Linked DNA regions of Homo sapiens: region 2 is linked to region 1. Evidence: read pairs that join two places in POLR2A ChIA-PET (ENCODE). Cell type or tissue: OCI-LY7. All regions are shown on one strand. Links, peaks and the distances in the headings refer to the core of each region. The heading gives the core; the rest is flanking DNA.

The links. Peaks named below come from ENCODE experiments on the same cell type or tissue, not always from the same donor. Only the 100,000 strongest peaks of a DNase experiment are listed, where the experiment ranks them.
Region 2: POLR2A ChIA-PET joins it to region 1 with 6 read pairs; 3 of 35 experiments call an interaction of 5 or more read pairs at or near these places.

Annotation. Positions count from the first base shown.
Region 1 is chr1:160,464,745-160,480,742 of GRCh38, reverse strand. No RefSeq gene overlaps it. Among named protein-coding and RNA genes, the nearest start is that of SLAMF6, 51 kb to the left of the region's middle. RefSeq lists enhancers at 6,309-6,498, 13,607-13,656. In OCI-LY7, for the core only: no CTCF peak of the experiment used is centred there; a DNase peak (open chromatin) is centred at 6,192; H3K4me3 peaks cover 339 bases; H3K27ac peaks cover 1,264 bases.
Region 2 is chr1:160,558,879-160,574,876 of GRCh38, reverse strand. It overlaps CD84 (CD84 molecule), which reads left to right. Exons shown (of 7, transcript NM_003874.4): 2 at 9,132-9,473. CD84-AS1 (CD84 antisense RNA 1) reads right to left here. Exons shown (of 2, transcript NR_188634.1): 2 at 3,744-3,938. Among named protein-coding and RNA genes, the nearest start is that of CD84, 13 kb to the left of the region's middle. In OCI-LY7, for the core only: no CTCF peak of the experiment used is centred there; a DNase peak (open chromatin) is centred at 6,476; H3K4me3 peaks cover 1,205 bases; H3K27ac peaks cover 1,722 bases.

The sequences.
Region 1 (15,998 bases), core at 4,581-8,580:
AGTAGCCTAACTGGGAGGCACTCCCCCAGTAGGGGCAGACTGACACCTCACACGGCTGGGTACTCCTCTAACACAAAACTTTCAGAGGAACAATCAAGCAGCAGCAATTGCGGTTCACCAATATCTGCTGTTCTGCAGCCACCACTGCTGATACCCAGGAAAACAGGGTCTGGAGTGGACCTCCAGCAAACTCCAACAGACCTGCAGCTGAGGGTCCTGACTGTTAGAAGGAAAACTAACAAACAGAAAGGACATCCACACCAAAAACCCATCTGTACATCACCATCATCAAAGACCAAAGGTAGATAAAACCACAAAGATGGGGAAAAAACAGAGCAGAAAAACTGGAAACTCTAAAAATCAGAGTGCCTCTCCTCATCCAAAGGAACACAGCTCCTCACCAGCAATGGAACAAAGCTGGATGGAGAATGACTTTGATGAGTGGAGAGAAGAAGGCTTCAGAAAATCAAACTCCTCCAAGCTAAAGGAGGAAGTTCGAACCAATGGCAAAGAAGTTAAAAACCTTGAAAAAAATTAGTCGAATGGCTAACTAGAATAACCAATGCAGAGAAGTCCTTAAAGGACCTGATGGAGCTGAAAACCATGGCACGAGAACTATGTAACGAATGCACAAGCCTCAGTAGCCGATGCGATCAACTGGAAGAAAGGGTGTCAGCGATGGAAGATGAAATGAATAAAATGAAGCAAGAAGAGAAGTTTAGAGAAAAAAGAATAGAAAGAAATGAACAAAGCCTCCAAGAAATATGGGACTATGTGAAAAGACCAAATCTACGTCTCATTGGTGTACCTGAAAGTGATGGGGAGAATGGAACCAAGTTGGAAAAGGCTCTGCAGGATATTATCCAGGAGAACTTCCCCAACCTAGTAAGGGAGGCTAACATTCAAATTCAGGAAATACAGAGAATGCCACAAAGATACTCCTCAAGAAAAGCAACTCCAAGACACGTAATTGTCAGATTCACCAAAGTTGAAATGAAGGAAAAAATGTTAAGGGCAGCCAAAGAGAAAGGTCGGGTTACCCACAAAGGGAAGCCCATCAGACTAACAGCTGATCTCTCGGCAGAAACTCTACAAGCCAGAGAGAGTGGAGACCAATATTCAACATTCTTAAAGAAAAGAATTACAACCCAGAATTTCATATCCAGCCAAACTAAGCTTCATAAGTGAAGGAGAAATAAAATACTTTACAGACAAGCAAATGCTGAGAAATTTTGTCACCAACAGGCCTGCCCTAAAAGAGCTCCTGAAGGAAGCACTAAACATGGAAAGGAACAACCGGTACCAGCCACTGCAAAAACATGCCAAATTGTAAAGACCCTCGATGCTAGGAAGAAACTGCATCAACTAACGAGCAAAATAACCAGCTAGCATCATAATGACAGGATCAAATTCACACATAACAATACTAACCCTAAATGTAAATGGGCTAAATGCTCCAATTAAAAGACACAGACTGGCAAATTGGATAAAGAGTCAAGAGCCATCAGTGTGCTGTATTCAGGAAACGCATCTCACGTGCACAGACACACATAGTCTCAAAAAAAGGGATGGAGGAAGATCTACCAAGCAAATAGAAAACAAAAAAAGGCAGGGGTTGCAATCGTAGTCTCAGATAAAACAGACTTTAAACCAACAAAGATCAAAAGAGACAAAGAAGGACATTACAAAATGGTAAAGGGATCAATTCAACAAGAAGAGCTAACTATCCTAAATATATATGCACCCAATACAGGAGCACCCAGATTCATAAAGGAAGTCCTGAGTGACCTATAAAGAGACTTAGACTCCCACACAATAATAATGGGAGACTTTAACACCCCACTGTCAACATTAGACAGATCAACGAGACAGAAAGTTAACAAGGATACCCAGGAATTGAACTCAGCTCTGCACCAAGCAGACCTAATAGACATCTACAGAACTCTCCACTGCAAATCAACACAATATACATTTTTTTCAGCACCACACCACACCTATTCCAAAATCGGCCACATAGTTGGAAGTAAAGCTCTCCTCAGCAAATGTAAAAGAATAGAAATTATAACAAACTGTCTCTCAGACAACAGTGCAATCAAACTAGAACTCAGGATTAAGAAACTCACTCAAAACCACTCAATTACATGGAAACTGAACAACCTCCTCCTGAATGACTACTGAGTACATAACGAAATGAAGGCAGAAATAAAGATGTTCTTTGAAACCAACGAGAACAAAAACACAACATACCAGAATCTCTGCAACACATTCAACGCAGTGTGTAGAGGGAAATTTATAGCACTAAATGCCCACAAGAGAAAGCAGGAAAGATCCAAAATTGACACCCTAACATCACAATTAAAAGAACTAGAAAAGCAAGAGCAAACACATTCAAAAGCTAGCAGAAGGCAAGAAATAACTAAAGTCAGAGCAGAACTGAAGGAAATAGAGACACAAAAAACCCTTCAAAAAATTAATGAATCCAGGAGCTGGTTTTTTGAAAGGATCAACAAAATTGATATACCTCTAGCAAGACTAATAAAGAAGAAAAGAGAGAAGAATCAAATAGATGCAACAAAAAATGATAAAGGGGATATCACCACTGATCCCACAGAAATACAAACTACCATCAGAGATACTACAAACACCTCTACGCAAATAAACTAGAAAATCTAGAAGAAATGGATAAATTCCTCGACACATACACTCTCCCAAGACTAAACCAGGAAGAAGTTGAATCTCTGAATAGAACAATAACAGGATCTGAAATTGTGGCAATAATCAATAGCTTACCAATGAAAAAGAGTCCAGGACCAGATGGATTCACAGCCAAATTCTACCAGAGGTACAAGGAGGAACTGGTACCATTCCTTCTGAAACTATTCCAATCAATACAAAAAGAGGAAATCCTCCCTAACTCATTTTATGAGGCCAGCGTCATCCTGATACCAAAGCCAGGCAGAGACACAACCAAAAAAGAGAATTTTAGACCAATATCCTTGATGAACATTGATGCAAAAATCCTCAATAAAATACTGGCAAACTGAATCCAGTAGCACATCAAAAAGCTTATCCACCATGATCAAGTGGGCTTCATCCCTGGGATGCAAGGCAGGTTCAATATACGCAAATCAATAAATGTAATCCAGCATATAAACAGAACCAAAGACAAAAATCACATGATTATCTCAATAGATGCAGAAAAGGCCTTTGACAAAATTCAACAACGCTTAGTGCTAAAAACTCTCAATAAATTAGGTATTGATGAGACGTATCTCAAAATAATAAGAGCTATCTATGACAAACCCACAGCCAGTATCATACTGAATGGGAAAAAAACTGGAAGCATTCCCTTTGAAAACTGGCACAAGACAGGGATGCCCTCTCTCACCACTCCTATTCAACATAGTGTTGGAAGTTCTGGCCAGGGCAATTAGGCAGGAGAAGGAAATAAAGGGTATTCAATTAGGAAAAGAGGAAGTCAAATTGTTCGTTTGCAGATGACATGATTCTATATCTAGAAAACCCCATTGTCTCAGCCCAAAATCTCCTTAAGCTGATAAGCAACTTCGGCAAAGTCTCAGGATACAAAATCAATGTACAGAAATCACAAGCATTCTTATACACCAATAACAGACAAACAGAGAGCCAAATCATGAGTGAACTCCCATTCACAATTGCTTCAAAGAGAATAAAATACTTAGGAATACAACTTACAAGGGACATGAAGGACCTCTTCAAGGAGAACTACAAACCACTGCTCAATGAAATAAAAGAGGATAGAAAGAAATGGAAGAACATTCCATGCTCATGGGTAGGAAGAATCAATATCGTGAAAATGGCCATACTGCCCAAGGTAATTTATAGATTCAATGCCATCCCCATCAAGCTACCAATGACTTTCTTCACAGAATTGGAAAAAACTACTTTAAAGTTCATATGGAACCAAAAAAGAGCCCGCATCACCAAGTCAATCCTAAGCCAAAAGAACAAAGCTGGAGGCATCACGCTACCTGACTTCAAACTATACTACAAGGCTACAGTAACCAAAACAGCATGGTACTGGTAGCAAAACAGAGATATAAATCAATGGAACAGAACAGAGCCCTCAGAAATAACGCCGCATATCTACAACTATCTGATCTTTGACAAACCTGAGAAAAACAAGCAATGGGGAAAGGATTCCCTATTTAATAAATGGTGCTGGGAAAACTGGCTAGCCATATGTAGAAAGCTGAAACTGGATCACTTCCTTACACCTTATACAAAAATTAATTCAAGATGGATTAAAGACTTAAATGTTAGACCTAAAACCATAAAAACCCTAGAAGAAAACCTAGGCATTACCATTCACAACATAGGCATGGGCAAGGACTTCATGTATAAAACACCAAAAGCAATGGCAACAAAAGCCAAAATTGACAAATGGGATCTAATTAAACTAAAGAGCTTCTGCACAGCAAAAGAAACTACCATCAGAGTGAACAGGCAACCCACAAAATGGGAGAAAATTTTCGCAACCTACTCACCTGACAAAGGGCTAATATCCAGAATCTACAATGAACTCAAACAAATTTACAAGAAAAAAACAAACAACCCCATCAAAAAGTGGGTGAAGGACATGAACAGACACTTCTCAAAAGAAGACATTTATGCAGCCAAAAAACACATGAAAAAATGCTCATCATCACTGGCCATCAGAGAAATGAAAATCAAAACCACAATGAGATACCATCTCACACCAGTTAGAATGGCAATCATTAAAAAGTCAGGAAACAACAGGTGCTGGAGAGGATGTGGAGAAATAGGAACACTTTTACACTGTTGGTGGGGCTGTAAACTAGTTCAGCCATTGTGGAAGTCAGTGCGGCAATTCCTCAGGGATCTAGAACTAGAAATACCATTTGACCCAGCCATCCCATTACTGGGTATATACCCAAAGGACTATAATTCATGCTGCTATAAAGACACATGCACATGTATGTTTATTGCGGCACTATTCACAATAGCAAAGACTTGGAACCAACTGAAATGTCCAACAATGATGGACTGGATTAAGAAAATGTGGCACATATACACCATGGAATACTATCCAGCCATAAAAAATGATGAGTTCATGTCCTTTGTAGGGACATGGATGAAATTGGAAATCATCATTCTCAGTAAACTGTCACAAGAACAAAAAACCAAACACCGCATATTCTCACTCAAAGGTGGGAATTGAACAATGAGAACACATGGACACAGGAAGGGGAACATCACACTCTGGGGACTGTTGTGGGGTGGGGGGAGGGGGGAGGGATAGCATTGGGAGATATACCTAATGCTAAATAACGAGTTAATGGGTGCAGCACACCAGCATGGCACATGTATACATATGTAACAAACCTGCACGTTGTGCACATGTACCCTAGAGCTTAAAGTATACTAATAATTAAAAAAAAAAAGAAATAGAACATCTATTAAACTATATTTCCTAGACTTATAAAGCTAGGACAATGCCTCTGTTTTTGTTCCTCAGCTTTTTGTTGGGCAGAAATAGCTTTGAAGGAGGCAGAGCTGGATTTAATCAGTGTTAGCATTTCAGAAATAGAATTCATCTTTCAGAAATATAATCCACAGGCATTGGTGACTTGACTGCATATAGGAGATGAGGAAGAGGGACTATGATGAGTTAAAAGTGTCTTAGTGGTAGACTGAAATTCAAAAATGAAGAAGGAAGTTTGGAGAGGAAGATAACTAATTCAGTCTTGAATGAATTTAAGCTGCCTGAAAATCATCCAAGGGCAACTTGGTAGGCAGTCAGAAACACAGGACTGAAGCAATGGAGCATAGTTGGGGATGGAGACACAGATTTGGAAGCCACATGCATTTGGGTGGAAGTTGAAGCCATGAGATTAGTGAGATCACCCAGGAAGTGTGTGAACTGTGAAAAGAGAGGACATGTAGGGAGCTCCAGGCAATTACCACTGAGAAGCAGAATCCAAGAGATGACAAAAAAGAGGGGGTGAGGTGGGGGCAGGAACTGATAGAGAGGTAGGAAAACCAACAGATCCCAGGGTCATAACATCTCAAAAAAAAAAAAATTTTTTTCATGAAAGTGGAAGTGATGACAAATTCTGTATAAAACTTCAGATCCATTTTTGGTAACTAGAAGGTCATGCATGACCATAAGATGAGCAATTTTAACCTTGAATCTCATGTTACAAGATTGTACCACCACTACTCTTCCTGTTGCAGTCATCTGTTATCCTCAGGGCACCACTTCCTATTCCTTGAAGAGTTTAGCTTCTGGTTGGCTCTTACATTCTTCGACACCACTCCATAATTCTTTCCATGCAGATGATCTTTCCATTAGCCCAGCTTTTCTGATCCTTGACCTCCTCTCCTCCAATGATGCTGTAGCCTCTACTTTTTTTAATCCTTTAGCCTTTCAGCCTTTCACTTCCATAGTCATACCCTAGTACCAAAAGCTATAACCCTTCTATAATCTTAATTTCAAGCACCCCATTGTCTCTAATCACTACCTTATATCTTTTTTTTCATTTCCTCTTGTGCCCCAACTCCAACAATCCTTTAACTTCCATCCTCTGGCCTACAATCCATTGATCCAAGCACTTTTCACTATCCTTCACACCCCTTGTGCCATCACTTTCCTCCTTATTCAGCTTAAATAAAAGTCATTCTCACCACTTTCTTTCATACAAAGCAGTTGATTCCGTTGTCCCTCAACTTTATGTTGTAACTGCCAGGCCTAATAATAATAATAATAATAATAATAATAATAATAATAATAATAAGTTAATACTACTTAAATCCAACTGTTTGGCTCAATCATGCCTGAATTTGCATAACTAAAGGTAGTCAGAGAAAAGCATACAACCATGTTGACTAGTCTTACTGAAAGTTATGATCCATAATCTCAATGATGACAGATAATTATACTTTATTTCCTTAGTTCATTCTCTCACTCCCCAAGACAACTAGGAGATGAGGGCAGAGAGGTAATGAGAGCATGAACCTTCCAATACTTCTACCCCCATCCTAGCTCCCAGTTTCCTTATTGATAAAATAGAAGCCATCTGAAGAATATTTCTATGCACTTCCACCATAACATTTACCACCTGCCTACCTCTATACCCTACCCTGTCTTCTCTTCTGTTACTGTGGATGAATTAACTGTGCTTCTAGTAAAGGACAATTCCTCTACTAGAACCCATCTCTTCTCACCTACTTAAGGACATCACTCCAGCAATTCTACCCTTTCCCCGCTTTAACAAAATTTCCTCTTTACTGGATCTTTCCCATCAAGTTACAAACATGTTTTTATTTCTCTCATCTAATTAACAAAATTCTCTTGAGCCCACTTCTCTCTCTAGCTACTGCCCCATTTTTCTCCATCCTTTACGAAAAATTCCTATTTCTTTCCTCCCACTCTTTTGACCCACTGAAACACTCAATCCTCAAATTAACTGATCTATCAGCAACATTTGCCATAGTCAATTCCTTCCTTTTAGAAACATGTCTTCACTTATCTTTCCAGACATCACACTCTTCTAATTTTCATCCCACATAGTGGCCATTCCTTAATTTCCTTTGCTGGTTCATTCTCATCACCCCTGCCTTTTAACACCAGATTGCTCAAGGACTCGGTTCTTAAAGCATTTCTCTTTCCCTTTTATGTTCATTCCAGTGATAAACTCATCTAGCCTCATGAGTTTAAATACCATCTACAGGACGATGAATTTCAAATTTATACCTCTAGTCCCACTTAACTACTAAACTCCATTCTTTATCTAGCTGCCTCAAGACTTTCACATTTGATTGTCTAATCAATAGCTCATATTTAATTGGTCCAAACCTGACCTCCTAATCTTCCCCCAAATCTGTTTTTCCCACAGTATTTCTCAGCTCAGTAAATTGCAACTCCATCATTCCAGTTACTCAGGCCAAAAATCTTTGAGTTCTCCTTTTTCTCAGAACCCAACATCCAATCTGTCATCATATGCTGTTGGCTCTCCAATAACATGTATTCATGACCAGCTGCTTGACTGCCGCTACTCTGGTCCAGATCACCACCATTATCTCTCATCTAAATTATTGCAATAGACTCCTACTCTGGTTGCTCTAATTCCTATTTTGCTCTTTTCTATCTATATTCAACACAAAGTTATCCTTTTAAAACTTCAGTCAGAGTATATCACTTCTTTGCTCAAACCCTGCAGTGGCTTTTCATTGCACTCCCGGTAGAAGTTAGGATCATCAACATGGCATATAAGACCTTATGTGATTTGACCTTCACTCTCCCACTGCTTCTCTGACTTCATTTTCTACTAATTTTTCCTGCACTCTCTCAGCTCCAGCCACACTGGCTTCCTTGCTTTTCTTTGAACATGATGAAGACACTCCTACCTCAGGGCCTTTGCACTTGCTATTTCCATTCCCTGAAATGTTGTTCTTCCAAATATTCACGTGATTCATTCTTTTACCTCTTTAAGGTCTTAACAAAAGAATATGGTTGGAACTAGATATACAGACTTCGGAACAATTTTTATTTGGGTGGCAGCTGAAGCCATGGTATTGGTAAGATCTTGTAAGGAGTATGTGTTTAATGAAAAGAAAAGATGATCACATACAGAGCCCTGGGTAACATTACTGATGATGAGAATCCCAACAGAAGGAAAAAAAATTGATAGAGAGGGGAACAAAAAATTCCTAGTGTCACAAAATTTAAGGAAGAAGACAGTTACAAGAAATAGAAAATGTGTAACTAAATTCTACATAAAACTTAAGTAACATGAGTTTTGTGAGTAGGAAATCATCAGGGACCTCCCATTCACATGGTAGAGTTGAAGCCAGTAGACAATGAGTTGAGAAATGACTAGAAGAAATGGAAGTAGAGACTGAAAATGGAAATTATTATTTTGAGAGTTTGGTTCAGTACAGAAAGAGAAAAATTAACTGTTAGCCAGGAGGTGAATATAAGCACATTAGAAGGAAGATTTTTGTTCTTTTGGGATTCTTTTTTACCTTCAGGGTTAAAAAAAACAGTTTGAATATATTTACAGACTGACAGATAGGAGGTACAAGAGGGAGAAGCAAAAGATTCAGGAGAGAAAAGGAATAATTGATGTAGAAAAGTTCTGTAAGGCGGCTTCAATAAGTATTCAACAAATATTTATGGTGTGCCTACTACCACATGATGACAACAGTTGATATACAATAATGACTGAAATAAACATCAGGTAATTTGTAGCACAATGATTGTGGGTGAGGTTAAGACCACAACTGTAGCTTCTAGTTTAAAAACTGAAAGGAAACAAAGAAAAGAGGAAAAGTTGGTTACAGGAAACTGAGAAACTTTGTATGTCATAGCCTCAATTTTCTTAGCAAAGCAAGGGACTGCAATCCTTTGAGAGTAAAAAGGATATGAGAAGAGGGCTTAATAAAGGTAGTGTGTGTTAAAGATTTGTAATAACAATTAAAGGTAGTAGGAGAGGCAGCTAATGAAAACAAAATAAAAAGAACTAACAAACAGTTCTGGGTGCCTTAATGCCGTTAATTTGTAAAAGTTCCATTATTTACAATTTTGTAGGTTCTATCCAATAACACAGAATTCAAACACAGAATGATGTGTAAAGCTAGAAGGTAGCTGGTTGTTTGTAGGGCAGGTGAAAATGTAAGATATAGTTCTGGAATCCAGAGAAAATCCAAGTTTTCAATTTGGGTTTGTCCATTTCCAACTCTTCTTTCCTTTGCCTACTTCTAATACAGAGACAATAAAGGCTAAACACTTAATTTCCTAGCTCCCCTGCAGTTGGGTAAGCCATGGGACACAGTTCTGGCCAATGAGACATAAACAGAAGTCTGCAAATACGGCCTCTCCACGTCCTCTTTCCTTCTGCCTAGAGCACAGTTGTGGCACCTAGAGAAGTGGCAGCCACTTGGCAATAAGTAGGACAAAATCCACAAGTAAGGATGGCAGAGCAGAAATACAGGAAGAACCTGGATTCCTGATGGTACTGCTGAGCTACTGCATTAGCTCTGGACTGCCCTACCTTAGACTTTACCATGTGGAGCAAATAAACTCTTATTTATGTAAGACATGGTTTTTGTGTTTTCTGGTGATTTGCAACCAAATGCATTTATAACTGAAATAGAGGTCCAGGCTAAGAGTGTTAGTCACGGTGCTTTTGGTTGTTAAAAAACAAAAATGTTACAAAATAGTATAAGAAAAAAAGCTAAGTAAGGATTTATTGGTTTATATAGCTGGAATGTCTAAGGAATAGAACTGGCCTCAAGTCCAACAGGATCCATGGTTCAAATAACATCATAAGAATGTTGTCCCTCTTCATCTCTCAGCTCTGCTTGCCTTTGCTTGACTTCATTCTCTTTAAAATATATCCAAGCACAACAGGACAACCTCCAGCAGTTCTAGTCTTACGTATTCCTTAGAAAACATAACGCCATAGGCAGACTCCAACCCTTTCTTTCACAGTGTGCCTGTCAATCCCCAATAGGGATTGCTTGGTCAACCGGGGTCAGGAGCCCACAGCTGTGGTGAGAAAGGTTAGGTCATATGAGTAACAGCTTCACCAACACCAAACAGAGTGGGAGAAAAGCAGCTCCCAAAAGACATAGGTATTTAACATACAGAAAAGCAATAGGTCGACCATAGTAGAAGAATTAAGCAAGGCCAGAAAGGAGACAAATAAACTGGGAATAAATGAGTGGGTCATTGATAAGCCTTATCATTTGTGTGGAGAAATGACACAAGAGATAGAAGGATATGAAGCTGTAGTCAAAGGTAGGATATAGAATCTAATATTTCAGAAGAGTGGAGCAGTTTTAGATAATAACTGGCAAGGTCTAGTTTATGGATGTATAGAAAAGGATGGTTTTAAAAAGATCAGCCAAAAAGATAAAGGTACTACATCAAAATTATCAATGCTAGATTTATATCTTTAAGGTCTTAAGCTAGTCAAACAATTATGGTACCCATGTTAGTTACCTATCGCTATGTAACAAGTGACCCCAAAATTAAACAGCTTGAAAAAAGAGACATTTATTAGCTTTCACAGTTGCCAAGCTTCAGAAATTCAGGAACGGCTTAGCTGGGTGGTTCTGGTTCAGGATTTCTCATGAGGTTTCAGTCAAGATGCTGGCCAGGACTGAGCCATCTGAAGGCTGAAGGATCTACTTCCAAGTTTACTCACATGACTGTTAGAGGGCATCAGGGCCTCATTGGCTATTTGTCATCCTTGAACCCTGTTGATTCCAATGGGGATAGCACCATGTCCAAGAGGCCAAAGAAGAAACCCAGAGCCAGCAAACCAGACATAGAGTGTATTGAGGACTTACACACAGAATGGCCCAGGAGCGACGGCCTGGACAGAAAAAATTGCTACTGTTCATAAAATGCATGCAGTTTATACAGGAATTTTCACTTGGCATCCTTCATCTAGCAACCTCCACCGAGTTCAAGACAAAGAACCTCAGCTCAGTTCCTTGCACAACCTGCATTCCAAGGAAGGGGCCAAGGGCTCAGATGTCCTTTGTATAGGTTGGTGCAAAAATAATTGTGGGTTTTGCCATTTAAAAGTAATGGTAAAAACTGCAATAACATTTGCACCAACCTAATAAAGGGTAAACTTCTGGGTTGGCCACTACTGGATTCCTTAGCTGGGAACTTTGAATCAACATTCTTCTTACACCATAAGGTCATCCTCAGGGTATGCTTAAATTATTGCTGTCAGATGCATCTGCCATACACTATTGACCAGAGACATCATTTTCTGGTGATGTATAAGCTCCCTGAGTGTTCCCATGACATGGTAGCTAGCTTCCCACACAGTGAATGGTCATAAAGAGAGTAATCAAGCCCCTGATGCTTTTAAACTAAACGTTGAAAGTGACATGCCATCCTTTCTGCTGTCTTCTATTGGTCATATAGAGCAACTGTAGTACCATGTAGAAGGGGATTACACAAAGCTGTGAATACCAGCAAAAAGGGAGGCCATCTTGGAAGCTAGCTACTCAGTAATTCAACCATATAGAATTCAAAATAAAGACAATGCTAAAGTTAACCCAGGGCCTTGAATCTCAATAGGAACAAGAAATGAGGCCTTGAGACCTTTCGAGGTGGTGACATGAAACAGAAAACCCCAGATAAAGTTGGGACAATATAATAGCTGCACTATCCGATAGATTAGGGGAAAAAGTCATCCATCTGAATTGGGAGTTGACAAAGAAGCTTGTCTGTCTGCCTGAGCTCTGAGTGGAAGAAACAAAAGTCTCCTCTAAGAACCTGAGAATTCAAAACCATGGCTCTCCATCTTCTATTGAGTTTAGGGTTTAAATTTATGCTCCTCACATAGCCTTGGAATCCTCAAATCAAGAATTAACACCAAACTTCATCTTAATTTGTGATATCCCTCTAGAGCTTACTCAGACGGGATAGATCCAAAACCTAGACCGCTAGGGATTCTCACAGGAGAAGAAAAAACAAAAACCTGCAAAACATGAGCACACGTTAAAAAGTCCAAAGCACACATTAAAAAGTCCGAAGCACACAAGAAAATAATTCGTTATGAGGAAAAGCAAATTTAAAAAGGAAAACTAAAGCTCTCAAGCACTTAAAATAGTAGGTTGACAATATAATTTTTATATTTAAAATTACTAAAAACATAAAGAAAACAAAAAGCAAGATTTTAGAAAATCGAATTTTTGTAGATTAAGCATATAATCACTAAAATTAGAAACTCACTAAATATTTTGCCCTAATGGAAATTCTGTCACATACTACAAAATGGATGAACCTTGAGAACATCATACTGAGTGAAATAAGCCAGTCACAAAAGGACAAATACTGTATGATTCCACTTAAATCAAATATCTAGAGTAGTTAAAATCACAGAAACAGAAAGTAGAATGGTAGTTGCTAGGAACTGGGAAAGGGAGAAATGGAAAGTTGTTTGATAGGTTTAGAGTTTCAGTTTTTGCAAGATGAAAAAGTTGTAGTGATCTGTTACACAATAATATGAATATAGTTAACACTACTGAACTGTACACTTCATGGCCAAGAGGGTAACTTTATATTATGTGTTTTTTAACAAAATTAAAATTTTTTTTAATTTTAGAAAAACCTCAATAAGCACTGCCACCAAGATAGAGTTGATATATTTTTTCTATTCTTCTCACTAAGTAAAACCACAAAAACCTCTAGACATTATATATCACTATATATAGTATGTATAATTATATGTAATTTATATATACACAAAAGAAGAAAGGTGGGCAGAAGAAGACAGACAGGCTAGGGACCTGAGGACCCAAGGAATGACTAGATGGTAAGTTTCCTGAGTTTTCTTCTTGCTTCATATACCCCAAACTTGGAGCTGAAGAAGCCAGCAACCCAAAAATGCCAGTGGGAATAGATAACTTACATCTTACAATCACCAACATATAGGTGATATTTAAAGGCACAATAAATGAGATTATTTACATGTGAGCATAGACTGAAAGGGGAAGAGCTAAAGCAGACTGCTGCCCCCAAATAGGATATGAAAAAGGAGTCTGACCAGGAGTGGTGAGTAAGATGGGGGAAGCCACTGTGTGCCAAGATTGCGTATACATCGCCTCATGTCAGAAGTCCTGGCCAGAGCATTTAAGAAGAAAATAAAGGGCATCCAAACTGGAAAGAAGTCAAATTGTTCCTCTTTGCAGATGACATGATTTTATTTACAATAGCTACAAAAAAAAAAAAAAAAAACAACCTAGGAATAAATTTAACCAAGGAGGTAAAAAACCTCTACAAGGAAAACTGCAAAACACTGATGACTGCCAAGGGCCGTGGCTCACACCTATAGTTACAGCACTTTGGGGGTCAGGGATGGGAGGATCAATTGAACTCAGGTGTTTGAGACCAGCCTGGGCAACATGGCAAAACCCCATCTCTACCAAAAAAATAGAAAAATTAGCTGAGGGTAGTGGTGCATGCTTGTAGTCCCAGCTACTCAGGAAGTTGAGGTGGGAGGATCAATTGAGCCTGGGATGTCGAGGCTGCAGTGAGCTGAAATTGCATACTGCACTCCAACCTGGGCAACAGAGCAAGACCCTGTCTTAGGAAAAAAAATAAAAAAACACTGATGAAAAAAAATTGAAGAGGATACAAACAAATGGAAAGACATCCCATGCTCATTAATCAGAAGAATTAATGTTGTTAAAATGACTATACAACCCAAAGCAATCTACAGATTCAATGTAATTCCTAACAAAATACCAATGACATTCTTCACAGAAATTAAAAAAAGAAATCTTAAAATTCATATGGAAGTACAAAAATCCTGAATAGCCAAAGCAATCCTGAAGAAGGGGGAAAAATGCAAAGCTGTAGTCATCACACTACCAGACTTCAAAATATACCACAAAGCTATAGAAACCAAAATAGCATGGTGCTGTCATTTAAAAAAAAAAAAAAAAAAAAAAAAAGACACATGGGCTAATGGAACAGGATAAAGAACCCAGAAATTAATCTGCATATCTATAGCTAACTGATTTTTGACAAAGCCTCCAAGAATACTCACTGGGGAAACTACAGTCTCTTCAATAAATGGTGTTAGAAAGACTGAATATACTTATGCAAAAGAATGAAATTAGACCCCCACCTCTCACCCTGTACAAAAATTAACTCAAAATGAATCAAAGACCTAAATGCAAGACCTGAAACCATAAAACTACTAGAAAAAAAAACATAGAGGAAATACTTCTGGACATCAGTTTGAGAAAAAATTGTATGAATAAGACCTCCAAACCACAGGCAACAAAAGCAAAAATTTTGAAATGGGATTATATCAAACTGAAAAGCTTCTTCACAGCAAAGGAAACAATCAACAGAGTGAAAAGACAATATATAGGATGGGAGAAAATATTTGTAAAGTATTCATCTGACAGGGGATTAATATCCAGAATATACAAGGTACTCAAACATCTCAACAGCAAAAATCTCAAAAACCCACAATTTGATTAAAATGGGCAAATGATTCAAGCAGTCCTTTTCCAAAGAAGACATACAAATGACCAACACATATGTGTGTTTTGTTTTTGTTTTTGTTTTTGTTTTGTTTTGAGACAGAGTCTCACCCTATCACCAGGCTGGAGTGCAATGGCGCGATCTCAGCTAACTGCAACCTTCGCCTCCCGGGTAGCTGGGACTACAAGTGTGCACCACCATACCAGGCTAATTTTTGTATTTTTAGCAGGTCCAGGGTTTCACCATGTTGGCCAGGATGGTCTCCATCTCCCGACTTCGTTATCCGCCAGCTTCGGCCTCCCAGAGTGCCAGGATTACAGGCATGAGCCACCGTGTCTGGCTGAAATACGTGTTTAAATGCTCACCATCACTAACCATCAGGGAAATGCAAATCAAAACCACAGTGAGGTATCATCTCACTCCACTTAGCATGGCTATTATCAAAAAGACAAAAAATAAATGTTGGAGAGGATGCAGAGAAAAAGGAACTCTCATATACTGTTGGTGGGAATGTAAATTAGTACAACCACTGTGGAGAACAGCAGGGAGGTTCCTAAAGAAAATACAGATAGAATAAGCCCAGGCACAATGACTCATGCCTGAAATCCTAGCACTTTGGAAGGCCAAGGCAGGAGGATTGCTTGAGGACAGGAGTTTAAGACCAGCCTGGGCAACATAGCAAGACCGCCTCTCTACAAAAAGCTTTCAAAAATTAGCTGGGTGTGGTGGTGCACTGTAGCCCTAGCTACTTGGGAAGCTGAGATGGAAGGATTGCTTGAGCCCAGGAGTTCGAGGCTGTAGTGAGCTATGATCACATCACTGCACTCTAGCTTGGGTGACAGAGTGAGATACCATCCCTAAAAAATAAAAAAAAAGACAAATAAAAGCTACAAATAGAACTGCCTTATGATCCTGCAATCCTACTATGAGGCATTTATGTAAAAGAAAGGAAATCAGTAGATCAAAGAGA
Region 2 (15,998 bases), core at 4,806-8,805, 94 kb before region 1:
GGCACTATTCTAAGAGGTCTACAAATATCAATTCATTTAACCCTCATAATATTTTTATGAGGTCAAATATTGTGCTACTATTACCTTCACCAATGTGCTAATATTACCTTCATTTTAAAGCTGAGGAAACTGAGGCACAGAGAGGTTACTGACTTTCCCTGGGGTTCATGGCCAGTCCCTGACAGAGCCAGGATTCTAGCCCAGGCAGGCTAGGCCTCAGTGACTAACCCATGGTGACATACAGGTGATTCCACAAGGCAAGGCTCTCCTTAGGACCACTAGACTCTCCTCCATTAGTACACACACTTGAGAGCACCCTCATGTCATTTAATCCTAATAATTCCTCAAAGTGGCAGGACAGCTCTGTTTTATTTCTTTTACCAACTAGAACCCTCTGACTTAGCAAGTAAGTGACATTCATGGTCATTTAGCTAGTCAACAACAGACCCTAGACTCAAACATGTTTCCTAATCCCTGATTCAGGACACTTTTACTAACTATGCTGTGGGTCCCCATTTTGTGGATCTAAAAAATTTTCTTCACAAACAGTATAGAATATAGAAAGAAATTGCAGTTAGCCATCTGATTCTTGTTAATAATCAGTTTAAATACTTGACCTTTCACATCAAGACCCAGAGATCAGTAAAGAGTCCTCTCTTGCCTTCACTCTTTCTCTTGCTGAGATTTTCTGCCTTGTTTTTCTATTGTTGGAAAAGATTAATTGAGTCAGTTGCAAAAAAAAAAAAAGCTTTGTTTTTTTTTGTTTGTTTTTGTTTTTTGTTTTGAGACAGAGTCTTGCCCTGTCACCCAGGCTGGAGGGCAGTAGCACAATCGTGGTTCATGGCAGCCTTGACTTCCCAGGCTCAAGTGATCCTCCTGTCTCAGCCTCCCAAGTAGCTGAGACTACAGGCATGCATTACCATGCCTGACTAATTTTTTTTTATTTTCTTTTTCATAGAGATGGGATCTCATTGTGTTTCCCAGGCTGGTGTTCATTTTTTCAACAAACATTTAATAATCATCCACTAGTTCTTGGAGGAACAGTAGTGATTGAAACAGACAAAGACTCACATTCTTGATAATTGCATTATAGTAGCAGTGTATTGAGGGGATGGGTTGGGAGACAATCAATAAATAAGCACAGGCAATGCTTTAGTGGTGATAACTGCAGTGAAGAGAAGGATAGTAAGGCAAGGCAAGAGAGAAGGATGGGGTGGGGATTGCTGTTTTAGGCACAGTGACCAGGAAAGCTCTTTCTAATGAGATGATGTTGGGAGAAAACCCTGAACAAAGTGGGGGACTGCTGAAAAGAGTGTGGTAGGAAAAGAGGAGAACAACAGGTGCAAAAGCTCTAAGGCAAAGTGCCCTTGGCCTGTTTACAGAACAGAGGGAGCTGATGTGGTTGGAGTAGGGAAGTAGGGGAAGATCAGGCAGAGCCTAGTAGTGATGGTTAAGATTATGAAAGGAGAATAGAGAGCTCCCCAGACTCCAAGGGTACACTGTGTTCATTTTTAATAGAATCTAAGGAGAATTATGGGGTTTTAGGTCTATATAACCTCTCCATTGTCATCCATATTTGACTTTGGATTCCACCCAAAACATCAGTAAGTTTTGCTTGCCCAGCCTTGAAGAATTTTCCTCTCATGAGTTAAAAGCCTCATACCTCAACAATCTTTATACAATCTATATATATGGGTTTCTGATTCTTTTCTATTTGTTTTTTGTTTTTTCAAATATTCTTCTTTTTCTCACGATCCCTATTGTCTTCTTCTAGTCAGTGGCTTTGAGCTGCCTAACCATGAAATGTACATTTGTAAAATCCATCCATATCCCTAGGATCATCCAGGGAAACAGGGTTATCATCTTAGACACAGAAAGGTGTATTGCATTGGGAAGGGTGCCCCAGCCCAATCCAGGAGGGGAAGGCAACCTCCAGTGAGCAACCAGTCCTCAGTGATCTCTTTCAACACTGGTCATCCTGCTCCCTGAGTCCTGGGCTCCCTCTTTGCCATAGCTACCTAAGAGTCACAGTGAACAGGTTTTTCCATCTAAGCCTGCACCCCAGGGTTTCAGCCTTTTCTTGCCTTTGCTTCTCCTCTAGAGGTATGGCCTTTCTCCTACCTTTCCCATTTGTGTTCTGGCATAAGAAGGTCACGAAATCACACTCTTTGGAAAAGGTTGTAAATGTGGGTTACCACTTCTTCACTGGGCTCTCAAGGGTAGTTAGCAAACACTTGATCCCCTTCATCAATCTCTTGTTGACTCCCTATGGTGTTCCTTATAGTAACATTCCCCCCCCCAATTTTTACATTCACCAAAATAATAGCAACTACCATTTATATGTGCCAGGCATTGTGCTAAGTGCTTTATCTTCGCAATTGCATTTAATAATTATCCACACTTTACAGATGAGGCACCTGAGGAACAGTGAATTTCAATAATTTTCTCAAGATAACACAGCTACGTTCAAATATTCCTAGATTCAAAATCTGCACCTTTAGTCTGTATACCTCCTAGCTGGTCCCACTCTTGCCTCCTCACTGTTGCCAGTTAGTCTCCCCTCCTACATTACTGAAGAGATGAAGGCCACCAAGAATGACTATCTTCCATTTTATCCTATCTATTCCAAAATGTCCACTGTGTATTAAGCACCTTCTATGTGTCCTCAAAACAATTCTATAAGGCAGGCATTATTATAGCCCATCTTGTAGTCAAGTAAGATCAGGGCCTCAGCAAATGTCAGGGATTGAACATGAGCACAAGCCCACCTGGCTCAAATCTATGCTCACTCTACTTCACCAAGCAGCCTCTTCCTATCACCGTCTTTAATAACATCTCAAAATACCTTTGCTCTTTCACTTATCCTTTCCTTTCCCCTTTCCACTTCAGGTGAGGGTGTGACCCTCCTTAAATCTACAGCTTCCACTGCCTGCCCTTTCCTTTCCATCTTTTGTTCCATGACAAGCATTAGTAGCCTGTGTATCTTGTGCTGTTCTGCATACCAGAGGTTTAAGGCAAGGCCCCTGGACTCAGTCATTCACAGTGTCCAGAACACAGACACGCAGATTGATGACCACCACACAATGTGGCAAGTGCTATGAGAGGGAAACCTGGAGTTCCAGAGAGGCCATGAGCAGGAGCATCTAACCTAGAGCAGGCCCACTGGGGACATCTCTCTCTGCTTACCCTCCCTAGCTCCTCCCCCCCAGCCCCCAGTCTCTTCTATTTTAAAACAAAAATAAATTAGTTTCACCTGACCTTCTAGCTACTGTCCTATCTCATCACCCTTCTTTCACTGTCAAGTTTTTCCTCCATGCTTTACCACCTACTCTGTCAGTCCCCTAGACTCTGGCCTTCCATCGAGTTGTCTTACTTGTACTACATTCTCAAAGGCCATCAATAACCTCGTAACGGGCAAACCCAGGGCCATTTTCAGTCTTTATCCCGTTGAACGCTGAATCATTAGACATCAGTGGCAATCTCCTCCTTGAGACTCTTTCTCCTCTCTGTGATATGGCCCACTATTGGTGCCTCTCTTGCACTCTTACTGCTTGGTCTCTTCTGTTTCTTTTGATGGTGTCTCTTCTATAAATGTGAGCACTCTCGCAGGGCTCAGTCGTGGACTTCAGGCTTACTCTTCCTGAATGACCCTCCTCTCCTTCACCCACGCCATTTCTGTGGATGATCTCTAAACCCGCTGGATTTCAGTGTTACAGTAAGTACCAGAGACACTAAAATAAGAATGGCTTAAACAAGAAAGAGGTTTATTTCTTGCTCATGTAAAAAAGTGCGGAGTTGGCAGTTCACAGTCAGTAGAATAGTTCACAAGGTCATTGGGGTTCCAACTTCTATCTTCCTGCTCCACCATCCTCAGAACTTGGCTTCCTCCTCATGACTCAGAATGTCTGTCTAAGATCCAGCTGTCATGACCTTCTGGCCTGCAAAAGCAAGGAAGAGATGAAAACAGCAAATTTCCCTCTTTTTATGTATTTATTTATTTATTGGTTTTCTTCTGAGACAGGGTCTCACTCTGTCACCCAGGCTGGAGTGCAGTGGTGTGGTCTTGGCTTACTGCAACCTTGACCCCCTTGGGCTCAGGTGATCCTCTCATCTCAGCCTCCTGGGCAGCTGGGACTACAGGTGTGCACCATCATGCCCAGGTATATTTTGTACTTTTTTGTAGAGACAGGGTTTTGCCATGTTACCCAGGCTGGTCTCGCACTCCTGGACTCAAGCGATCCACCTGCCTTGGCCTCCCAAAGTGTTGGGATTACAGATGTGAGCCACCATGCCAGGTTCCCACTCTTCTTAAAGACACAGAAGTCATATACAACACTTCCATTTTTATTCTGTTGGGCTGAACTTAGTCATATGACCAACGTTAGCTAGAAGAAAGCAGGACAATATAGTCTTTACTCTGGGTGGCTCTATGCCCTGCTAAAAATTAGTGATTCTATTAATAAGAATGAAGGAGGGAACAAATATTGGAAAACAGCTAGCAGATTCTGCCACAGTGCCCCAAATAATACTTCAAGTCCATTCTCTCTCCTTATCTTCCATCATTCCAAGAGCTTACTTACATGGTCCACCATCATCTGAAGTTTAATATTTCTAACACTAAACTTTCTTCCCCCTTTGACTTCTTTCCATCATAAACTTTATGAGTTTTTCAATGACATAAAGTAGAAACTCAAAATATATTGATGAACAATTGAATTCTAGCAGATGCCTCTTTATTTCTTGCCTTTCTTTGTGTTATCATCAAATCCAGCCCTTCCTTTCCATTCCCATTATCGTCCCCTGGTTCATGCCCAGAAGACTACAGTATCCCTAAATGGCCTCTCTGATGCAGCCTCTCCTTCCTGTTTTCCTCCCCACACATCATTACTACATTACAATGACTAAAACATTATTTTAATCTTCACTCGCAAAAACCTTAATAGTTCCCCTCTGCCTCTGATGGAGACCTCAAACTCAAGGCTGTCTCAAATCTAAACCTAATTTGTATCTCCAGCTGTACCTCTCCCCACTCTGATATGCAAATCTATATTCATCCAATTAACATCACAGGTTCTGCTTCTAAACTTTTGTTCAGGATCCGAGGACTTGAGACACCCCTCCTTTCCCTTTCCATCAAGTAGAATTCTATTCAGCCTTCAAAATCCTCCTCAAATTCTACTTTCTTTGAGATGTTTTTTCTAACCACTACAGCTCAGCAATCCCTCCCTTCTTAGAATTCCTACCGTAATCACTGTTTCTACCATTCACTTGAATTTATTATTCACTATCTCATATTGCAAAGGAGAATTGTGTGTGTGCGTGCGTGCGTGCGTGCGTGTGTGTGTGTGTGTGTGTGTGTATCTTATTTCCCTAACCGGGTATCAAATTCCCCCCGAAAGGCAGAGAATCTGTCTTTGCCATAGACTAGCATAGTGCATTTCATGGTAAGTCCTCAAGATGTTTTTGTGCCACAAGTTATCTCTGAAATTAGATTTTACTAAGGTCACTTCCAGTGATAACATAATGTTAGAGTCCCTTTAGCACCCAGAAAAATAAATATTGGGATTGATTGATATGGACACTCTTTCTTTTAAATCTTAAAATCTTTTAAGAGCAGAATAAAGTCTATCCAGGGTACCTGAAACTGTCCCTCCAGGCTTTACTTGAATTAGCCCTTAAAAATGGCTTTTGATATATGCTCCAGTATGGCCCCGGCATCACCAACGCCATCATAAGGGTGGCCTAGGGCAGGCCCAAAGGGCATGTACCAATTGTTGAAGTGATGATAAAGAACATACGATGAATGTTAATATATCAGTATCAACTCCAGAAATAACTAACATTTATTTTACCTTGATGATCAGCAAAGCATTTCTACTCATATTACATCATTTGCTGCTCACCAAACAGGACAAATAGCATAATTATTATTTTCATTCTATGGATGAAGAAACTGAGGTTCAGAAAGGTTTTGTGACCTGTAATCCCAGCATTTTGGGAGGCTGAGGCGGGCAGAGCATTTGAGGTCAGGAGTTCAAGATCAGCCTGGCCAACATGGTGAAACCCCGTCTCTACTAAAAATACAAAAACTAGCTAGCCGTGATGGCATGCACCTGTAATCCCAGCTACTTGGGTGGCTGAGGCAGGAGAACTGCCTGAACCCGGGAGGTGGAGGTTGCAGTGAGCCAAGATCACTCCACTGCACTCCAGCGTGGGTGACAGTGAGAGAGTGAGACTTTGTCTAAAAATAAATAAATAAATAAGAAAGGTTTTGTGACCTCGTTAAGGTTGTCCAGTTCATAAGTAGAAGTACTTGCACCTACACCTTCTGCCTCCCTATCTTTCCACTGCATGCAATGGTTTTGCAGCTGCTTCTCTCAGAGCACAGTTGGAGTGTTTGAAGGTGGCAGAATCTTCATCTTAAACATGTGCAACCCCTTTGCCTTTTCCAGCAAGCAAAGTATTCTTGCCAACAACACCAGCAGCACAAATAACAGCTTCCCCCAGCTTTGCCTACCCACCACCCCCACTGCCTGATTGCTCTTTGATACCCCACCAACACTTCCTGAATGACTTGCTACAGGAGATGAGACATACTTTTAAAACTGCACCACACACCAACCACTGTGGCTGCTCAACGGCCCTAATATTAAGAAGGTCTCAGCCTTAACAATCTACCTACATACTTCCTGGGGTTTAGTGAGAGAACCCAGCAAAATTACGAGTCTGTGGAATCTATGTTCTGTCTCTCTCCTCACACCTAATCTCAATCCACAGAGTGGTGTGGCAATTAAGCACTAGGGCCTGACTTCAAAAAAGACTTGAGACGTGGGAGATCTGAGACCAGGACTGGCTAGATAATTTGCGAGGCCCAGTGCAAAACGAAAATGGAGGGCCCCTTGTTTAAATAGTATGTAGAATTTAAAGGTGGCAACGCAGCCTTAAGTCCAGTTCAGGGTCCTTTTGAATTCAGGGTTCTGTGCAACTGCATAGATCACATGCCCATGCCTGGACCATCCAGGGATTCACGCTGGGACACTCCAAATACCCCTCTCCTAGAACCCGTCAGCCCAGAAAAACAGTTTATCTGGGAAGAATTAATGTTCTTAAATTTTGGCAAACTATGACTCTTACCACCAAAGGCAGCATTAGCCTCTTTCTGACCCGCTACCCCAATGGCTTATTTCTATTGCTTTTACCATTTAGCACTCATCGTGTTGTATTGTCTTTCACTTGTGACCACATCTGTCTTATTTTCTAGGCTGTGAGCTCCTCAGGGCTGCAACGATGTCCTGTTTATCCCTGTGTCCCTAACACAGCATCTGACACATAATTAGCAGTTAATAAATGTTTGCAGATAAGGGTTCCCAATTTCCCCCTTCCTACTCCCACTCCACATACTCCCCACCCTGTTGTATCTTCTGTACTTAGCCAACCCCCAACTAAATCCTCAGGCCTTGTCCCGGATACTGCTCCTACGGGAAAATCTCTGTTGGTCAGAAAGGAAAGAGCTTTACATCAGCTGTTCCTGGGGCTCTTTCAGTGGTTGCTGAGCTGAAGAGCAAGGGTAGCCATAGTGAGACAACACCATCAGGTTAAGAAATCGCTTTTTTTGTGCCACTTTCAAGGGACGTGTATACTTTATGATCCTTATTCTTCCGTATACCAAGCCTTGGATAAACTTTAGGGTCAACCTGAACCCACTTATGTGGAAAACTGATGTCTGGTCATCAGAGCCTACATGCAACCAGTACACACCAGAACCGCTCAACTAGTTTGTTTATGGCTAACACCCTTTCTGATTGGTCAAGGCCCACGTCATATTGGTTATTAAATACTTTGGATATCATCTATGCTTGCCCCAAACAGTGTTTCTCACTAAAGAGCCCTCATTGAGAATTATAGGATAATGAAGAAGAGGAGGAGAAAGAGCAGAAAAATAATGTCTTGAAGTTACATTGTCTCTCATTTTACAAACTATATATTAAATCAGTTTATCTTCAAAAGTGATAGAGGAGAGAAAAGGGAGGAGAAAATAAGCTTTTCATCTTCCCATGTTACATTTTAAAAGTATTCATCCTTAAGTTTTCACTAGGAAATGTTCCCTCGATTCCCAGAACAGATCAAGTCCCCTTGCTGGTCTCTCTCAAATCACCATAATGCTTACATATTTTGTGCCTATCCATTTGTTTCTATGGTTATCTGATCAACATTGGTATCTTCCTCTGATTGTAAGTCTCAAAGAGCAAGAATTATATCTGTTTCTTCTCGCCGTTGTATCCTCAGCTCCTCGTATCTTGTTTAAAAGAGTAGATGTCCAACAAACACTTACATTATAAATTAAATTAACAAATACCCACCATAGTATCTGGAGCAAAACTGATCCTGAATAAATACATGCAACCATTCACAAATGTATGAATGAATAAACGAAACTTGCTTACTTCAGAAGTTGTTCCAAGAGAGTCTAGGAAACTCATGAGTAAATTCTATCAATTAATTCCACAAATATTTATTAAGCCCCTTCTCTGTGTTAGGCACTCTTCTAGAGACTAGGAATATGGAAGTAAACAGAAAAATATCCCTAAAAATCACCAACTTAGGGAATATTTTCTCCAGAGACTCCAAAGCACTCTCTGCTTCTATCTTCCAAGAAAAGAGACAAAAGTGTTACTTGCTTTTTACAGAGATCACAGGAAAATAAAAAGCAATGACCCAAGAGTCCATCAGCCAAGATATTCCAGGTTCTTGTTCTAGCTCTTCCACCACTTGGCAATATGATCTTGGGAAAGAAGTGCACCTAATATCTTAGACTACGTGGAGGCTTATGGCCTTCACCTCTCAAATGCCTTCTAGCTTTCAGAGTCTGTAAGTCTAGGTAAAAATATTTTTAACAAAATGGATCTCTAGTGAGAAACTTAGTTTTTGAATGAGAATGCGTTAGAAAATTTAGTTGTCATAACATATTAAATACACCTAGAGTAGAATGCCAAAAAAAAAAAAAGGCATCCTCAAGAAACTGGGTGAACTGCATTTGTGGCAGCTCCTCAGGGAGCTCCAAGGCCAAAAAGATTAGGAAGTGAAAAAGCTGCAACAGTCAGATGGCTACAGTTTTCTTTTTATGTTCTCAGGGCCGGAAGCAGCTGGAAAAGACTCAGAAATCTTCACAGTGAATGGGATTCTGGGAGAGTCAGTCACTTTCCCTGTAAATATCCAAGAACCACGGCAAGTTAAAATCATTGCTTGGACTTCTAAAACATCTGTTGCTTATGTAACACCAGGAGACTCAGAAACAGCACCCGTAGTTACTGTGACCCACAGAAATTATTATGAACGGATACATGCCTTAGGTCCGAACTACAATCTGGTCATTAGCGATCTGAGGATGGAAGACGCAGGAGACTACAAAGCAGACATAAATACACAGGCTGATCCCTACACCACCACCAAGCGCTACAACCTGCAAATCTATCGTAAGTCATGGGAAGACGGAGAGCTTGTGTTTTATTTTTACTTTGCAAGTTTGCTATCTGAAACACATCTACATTTCTGATAATTGGGTCCCCTAAATCTTTTTATATCTATAAATACTTACATATTGATACATCAATACTTATAAGAGGATGTAGTCTTATTTCAGTCCTGACTTTGCCTGTTTTTAGCTATGTAATTCTTCCATCAGTAGTTGGTCCCCTGGGCCTTGGTTTTCTTTTTTACATAATGTCAATGATCATACTACTCACTTCCCAGGGTTATCATGAGGATCAAATGAGATAGTGTATGCAAAGTGCTTTAAAAAAACTTTTCATTTTGAGATCATGATAGATGCAAAGAAGGTACAAATAAATATACAGGGAGGTTCTATGTACCCTTCACCCTGTGTTAACACCTTGCATAACTATAGCACAATATCAAAAACAGGAAATTGACATTAGCACAATCTATAGAGCTTATTTAGGTTTCACCACGTATGCATGCATTCATTTATGTGTGAGTATGTGTGTAGCTCTGTACAATTTAATCACATGGGTAGTTTTGTGTAACCACTACCATAATCAAGATTAACCATCACAAGATTCCCTCATACTCTCCCTTTATAGCCACATCTCCATCTTTCCCTTCCCCAGTCCCTGAAAAACAACCAGTTTGTTCACATCTACAACTATGTCATTTCACACATGTTATGTAGATGGAATAATGAAGGACGTATCTTTTTGAGGTTGGGTATTTTTCACTTAGCGTAATGTCACTGAGATTCATCCAAACTCTTGTGTGTACTAATAGTTTATACCTTTTTATTGCTAGATAGTATTCCACGGTATGGATGCACTAGGTTGTTTAACCATTCACCTCTTGAGGAACATTTTAGTTCTTTCCAGTTTGGGGCTATTACAAATAAAGCTGCTGTGAATATATGTGTACACATTTCTGCATGAAATAAGTTTTTATTTCTCTGGGATAAATGCTCAAGAATGTAATTTTATGATAAGGGCATTTACAGCTTTAAAAGAAACTGATAAACTATTTTCAACTTTCCATTCTCACCAGGAATGTATGAGTGATCCAGTTTCTCTACATCCTCACTAGCATTTGGTGTTATTATTTTTCATTTTGGCCATTCTGATGGGTGTGCAGTGATAACTCAATTTAGTTTTAATTTGAATTTCTAGTAGTTAATGCAAAGTGCTTTTGAAAGGTAAAATATTATAACTATTTGTTATCATCATTATAATTGCCACAATTCACTGGGAGATGTGCGTGCTTTGTTTTGCAAGCTACCCCAAGTGTGGTCTGTAGACTGGCAGTATCAGCATCAACTGGGAGCTTTTTGGAAATGCGAATGTTCAGGTCCTCCCCCTGACCTTTGTGAATGAATGAAGTCCAGGAATCTGTGTTTAATGTTATCTCTGGATTATTCCCACCTGTGCCAAAGTTTGAGAAAGTACGGACCTAGTGCTGCCCTATTCACTATGGTAGCCTCTAGACACATGCAGCTCTTGAGCATCTGAAATGTGGTGAGTCCAAATTGAGATGTGCTGTAAGTGTAAAATTCATACCAGATCTTGAAATCTTAGCACCAAAAAAATATATAAAATATCTCAATAATTTTCTTTTTTTTCTTCAATGTTTATTTTAAGTTCAGGGGTACATGTGCAGGATGTCAAAGTTTGTTACATAGGTAAATGTGTGCCATGGTGGTTTGCTGCACAGATCATTCCATCATCTAGGTATTAAGACCAACATCCATTAGCTAACCTTCCTGATCCTCTCTCTCCCCCAACCCCTCTCCAACAGGTCCCAGTGTGTGTTGTTCCCCTCCATGTGTTCTCATCATTCATCTCCCACTTATAAGTGAGAACATGTGGTGTTCGGTTTTCTGTTCCTGCATTAGTTTGCTGAGGGTAATGGCTTCCAACTCCATCCATGTCCCTGAAAAGGACATGATCTTGTTCCTTTTTATGGCTGCATAGTATTCCATGGCATATATGTACCACATTTTCTTTATCCAATCTATCATTGATGGGCATTTGGGTTGATTCCATATCTTAGCTATTGTGAATAGTGCTGCAATGAACATACATGTGCAAGTATCTTTATAATAGAATGATTTATATTCTTTGGGGTATACACCCAATAATGGGTTTGCTGGAACAAATGGTATTTCTGCCTCTAGGTTTCTGAGGAATGGCCACACTGTCTTCCACAATGGTTGGAATTAACTAATTTACACTCCCACCAACATTGTAAAAGCATTTCTTTTTCCCTGCAATCTTGCCAGCATCTGTTGTTTCTTGACTTTATTAATAATTGCCATTCTGACGGGCAGGAGATGGTATCTCATTGTGGTTTTGATTTGCATTTTTCTAATGATCAGTGATGTTTAGCTTTTTTTCACATGTTTGTTGGCTGCATGAATGTCTTCTTTTGAGAAGTGTCTGTTCATGGTTTTTGCCCAGTTTTTAATGGGGCTGTGTGTGGTTTTTTTTCTGTTTGTTTTTTCCTTAAACGTTTGTTTAAGTTCCTTGTGGACTCTGGATATTAGACCTTTGTCAGATGGATAGACTGGAAAAATTTTCTCCCATTCTGTAGGTTGTTTGTTCACTCTGATGATAGTTTCTTTTGCTGTGCAGAAGCTCTTTAGTTTAATCAGATCCCATTTGTCAATTTTTGCTTTTGTTGCAATTGCTTTTGACATTTTCATCATGAAATCTGTGCCCGTGCCTATGTCCTGAATGGTATTGCCCAGATTTTCTTATAGGGTTTTTATACTTTGGGGCTTTACATTTAAGTCTTTAATTCACCTTGAATTAATTTTTGTTTAAGGTATAAGGGAGTGGTCCAGTTTCAATTTTCTGCATGTGGCTAGCCAGTTCTCCCTGCACCATTTTTAAATAGGGAATCCTTTTCCCATTGTTTTTGTCAGGTTTGTCGAAAATCTGATAATTGCTGGTGTGTGGTCTTATTTTTGAGTTCTTTATTCTGTTCCATTGGTCTATGTGTCTGTTTTTGTACCAGTGCCGTGCTGTTTTGGTTACCTTGGCCTTGTAGTATAGTTTGAAGTTGGGTAGTGTGATGCCTCCAGTTTTGTTCTTTTTGCTTAGGACTGTCTTGGCTATTCAGGCTCTTTTTCATCCATATGAATTTTAAAGTAGTTTTTTCTAATTCTATGAAGAATGTCAATAGTAGTCTAATGTGAATAGCTTAGAATCTATAAATTACTTTGGGCAGTATGGCCATTTTCATGATATTGATTCTTCCTATCCATGAGCATGGAATGTTTTTCCACTTATTTGTGTCCTCTCTGATTTCTTTGAGCAGTGGTTTGTAGTTCCCCTTGAAGAGGTCCTTCACTTTCCTTGTTAGCTGTATTCCTAGGCATATTAATCTTTTTGTAGCAATTGTGAATGTCCTTCACTTTCCTTGTTAGCTGTATTCCTAGGCATATTAATCTTTTTGTAGCAATTGTGAATGGGAGTTCATTAATTATTTGGCTCTCTGCTTGCCTGCTGTTGGTGTATAGGAACATTAGTGATTTTTGCCCATTGATTTTGTATCCTTGAGGATTGCTGAAGTTGTTTAACAGCTTAAGAAAATATTGGCCTGAGATTATGGGGTTTTCTAGATATAGGATCATGTCATCTGCAAACGGAGACAGTTTGACTTCCTCTCTCCCTATTCGAATACCCTTTATTTCTTTCTCTTGCCTGATTGCTCTTGCCAGAACTTTCAATACTATGTTGAATAGGAGTGATGAAAGAGGGCATTCTTGTCCTGTGCTGGTTTTCACAGGGAATGCTTCCTGCTTTTGCCCATTCAGTATGATATTGGCGTGAGTTTGTCATATGTGGCTCTTATTATTTTGAGGTGTGTTCCTTCAATACCTAAGTTATGGAGAGTGTTTAACATGAAGTGATGTTGAATTTTATTGAAGGCCCTTCTGCCTCAGTTGAGATGATCTGTGGGTTTTGTCTTCAGTACTATTTATGTGATGAATCACACTTACTGATTTGGATATGTTGAACCAAACTTGCATCCTAGGGATGAAGCCAGCTTGGTCGTGGTGGATAAGCTTTATGATGTGCTGCTGGTTTTGGTTTGCCAGCATTTTACTGAGGATTTCTGCATCAATGTTCATTAAGGATATTGGCCTGAAGTTTCCTTTTTTGGTTTTATCTCTACCAGGTTTTGGTATCAGGATGATGATGGCCTCAGAATGAGTTAAGGAAGAGTTCCTCCTTTTCAATTTTTTGGAATAATTTTAGTAGAAATTATGCCAGCTCTTCTTTGTACTTCTTGTAGAACTCAGCTGTGAATCTGTCTGGTCCTGGCTTTTGTTTTGTTTTGTTTTGTTTTGTTTTTGGTTGGTAGGCTATTTAGTACTGCCTCAATTTCAGAACTTGTTATTGGTCTGTTCAAAAATTCAACTTCTTCCTGGCTCAGTCTTGGGAGTGTGTAAGTGTCCAGGAATTTATCCATTTCTTCTATATTTTCTAGTTTATGTACATAGAGATATTTATAGTATTCTCTGATGGTTGTTTGTATTGCTTTGGGGTCAGTGATGATATCCCCTTTATCATTTTTTATTGTGTTTATTTGATTCTTCTCTCTTTTCTTCTTTACTAGTCTAGCTAGCAGTCTCTCTATTTTTCTCATTTTTTCAAAAAGCCAACTTCTGGATTTGTTGATTTTTTGAATGGTTTTTTGTGTCTCTGTCTCCTTCAGTTCAGCCCTGATCTTTATTATTTCTCATCTTCTGCTAGCTTTGGGGTTTGTTTGTTTTTGGTTCTATAGTTCTTTTAGTTGTGATGTTAGGTTGTTAACTTGAGATCTTTCTAGCTTTTTGATGTGGGCATTTAGTGCTGTAAGTTTCCCTCTTAACAATCCTTTAGCCTGCCTTGCAGAGATTCTGGTACATTGTCTCTTTGTTCTCATTAGTTTCAAAGAACTTGATTTCTGCCTTAATTTCATTGTTTACCCAAGAGTCATTCAGGAACAGATTGTTGAATTTCCATGTAATTGTGTGGTTATGAGTGAATTTCTTAATTTTGAGCTCTAATTTGATTGTGCTATGATCTGAGAGACTGTTTCCCTGAATGATTTCAGGTCTTTCGCGTTTGCTGAGGAGTGTTTTACTTCCTATTATGTGATCAATTTTAAAGTAAGTGCATACGGTGTTGAGAAGAATATATATTCTGTGGAATTCGGGTGGAGAGTTCTGTAGAGGTCTACAGGTATACTTGATCCAGAGCTGAGTTTAGGTTCTGAATATCTTTGTAAACTTTCTGCCTTAATGGTCTGTCTAATATGGTAAGTAGGGTGTTTAACTCTCCCATTATTATTGTGTGAGAGTCTAAGTCTTTTTGTAGATCTCTAAGAACTTGCTTTATGGATTTGAGTGCTCCTGTATTGTGTGCATATATATTTAGGATAGTTAGCACTATCCTAACTATCCTGGTAAAGGGTAGTTACCCATTACCATCATGTAATGTCCTTCTTTGTCTTTTTTTATCTTTGTTGCTTTAAAGTCTATTTTGTCAGAAACTAGGATTGTAACTTCTGCTTTTTTCTGTTTCCCATTTGCTTGGTAAATTTTTCCCTATCCCTTTATTTTGAGCCTATGTGTGTCTTTGCATGTGAGATGGGTCTCTTGAAGACAGCATACAAATGGGTCTCAGCATACCAGTTTGCCATTCTGTGATTTTTTAAATTGGGGGCATTTAGCGCATTTACACTTAAGGTTAGTGTTGTTATGTGTGAATTTGATCGTGTCATCATTATGCTAGCTGGTTATTTTGCAGACTTGTTTATGTAGTTGCTTCATAGTGTCACTGGTCTGCATACTTCAGTGTGTTTTTGTAGTGGCTGGTACCTGTTTTCCCTTTCCTTATTTAGTGCTTCCTTCAGGAGCTCTTGCAAGGCAGGCCTGGTGGTCGCAAATTCCTTCAGCATTTGCTTGTTTGGAAAGGATTTTATTTCTTCTTCACTTATGAAGCTTAGTTTGGCCAGATATGAAATTCTGGGTTGAAAATGGTTTTCTTCAATAATGTTGACTATTGGCCCCCAATCTCTTCTGGCTTGTAGAGTTTCTACTGAGAGGTACACTTTTAGTCTGATGTGCTTCCCTTTGTAGGTGACCTGGCCTTTCTCTCTGGTTGCCTTAACATTTTTACTTTCATTTCGACCTTGGAGAATCTGATGATTACGTGTCCTGGGGTTGATTTTCTCATGGAGTATCTCACTTGTGTTCTCTGCATTTCCTGAATCTGAAGGTTGGCCTGTCTTGCTAGGCTGGGGAAGTTCTCCTGGATGATATCTTGAAGTATGTTTTCCAACTTAGTTCCATTCTCCCCATCTCTTTCAGCTACCCCAATTGGTCATAGGTTTGGTCTCTATACATAACTCCATATGTCTTGGAGGTTTCATTCATTCCTTTTCATTCTTTTTTCTTTTTTCTTGTCTGCCTGTCTTATTTCAGAAAGATAGTCTTCAAGTTCTAT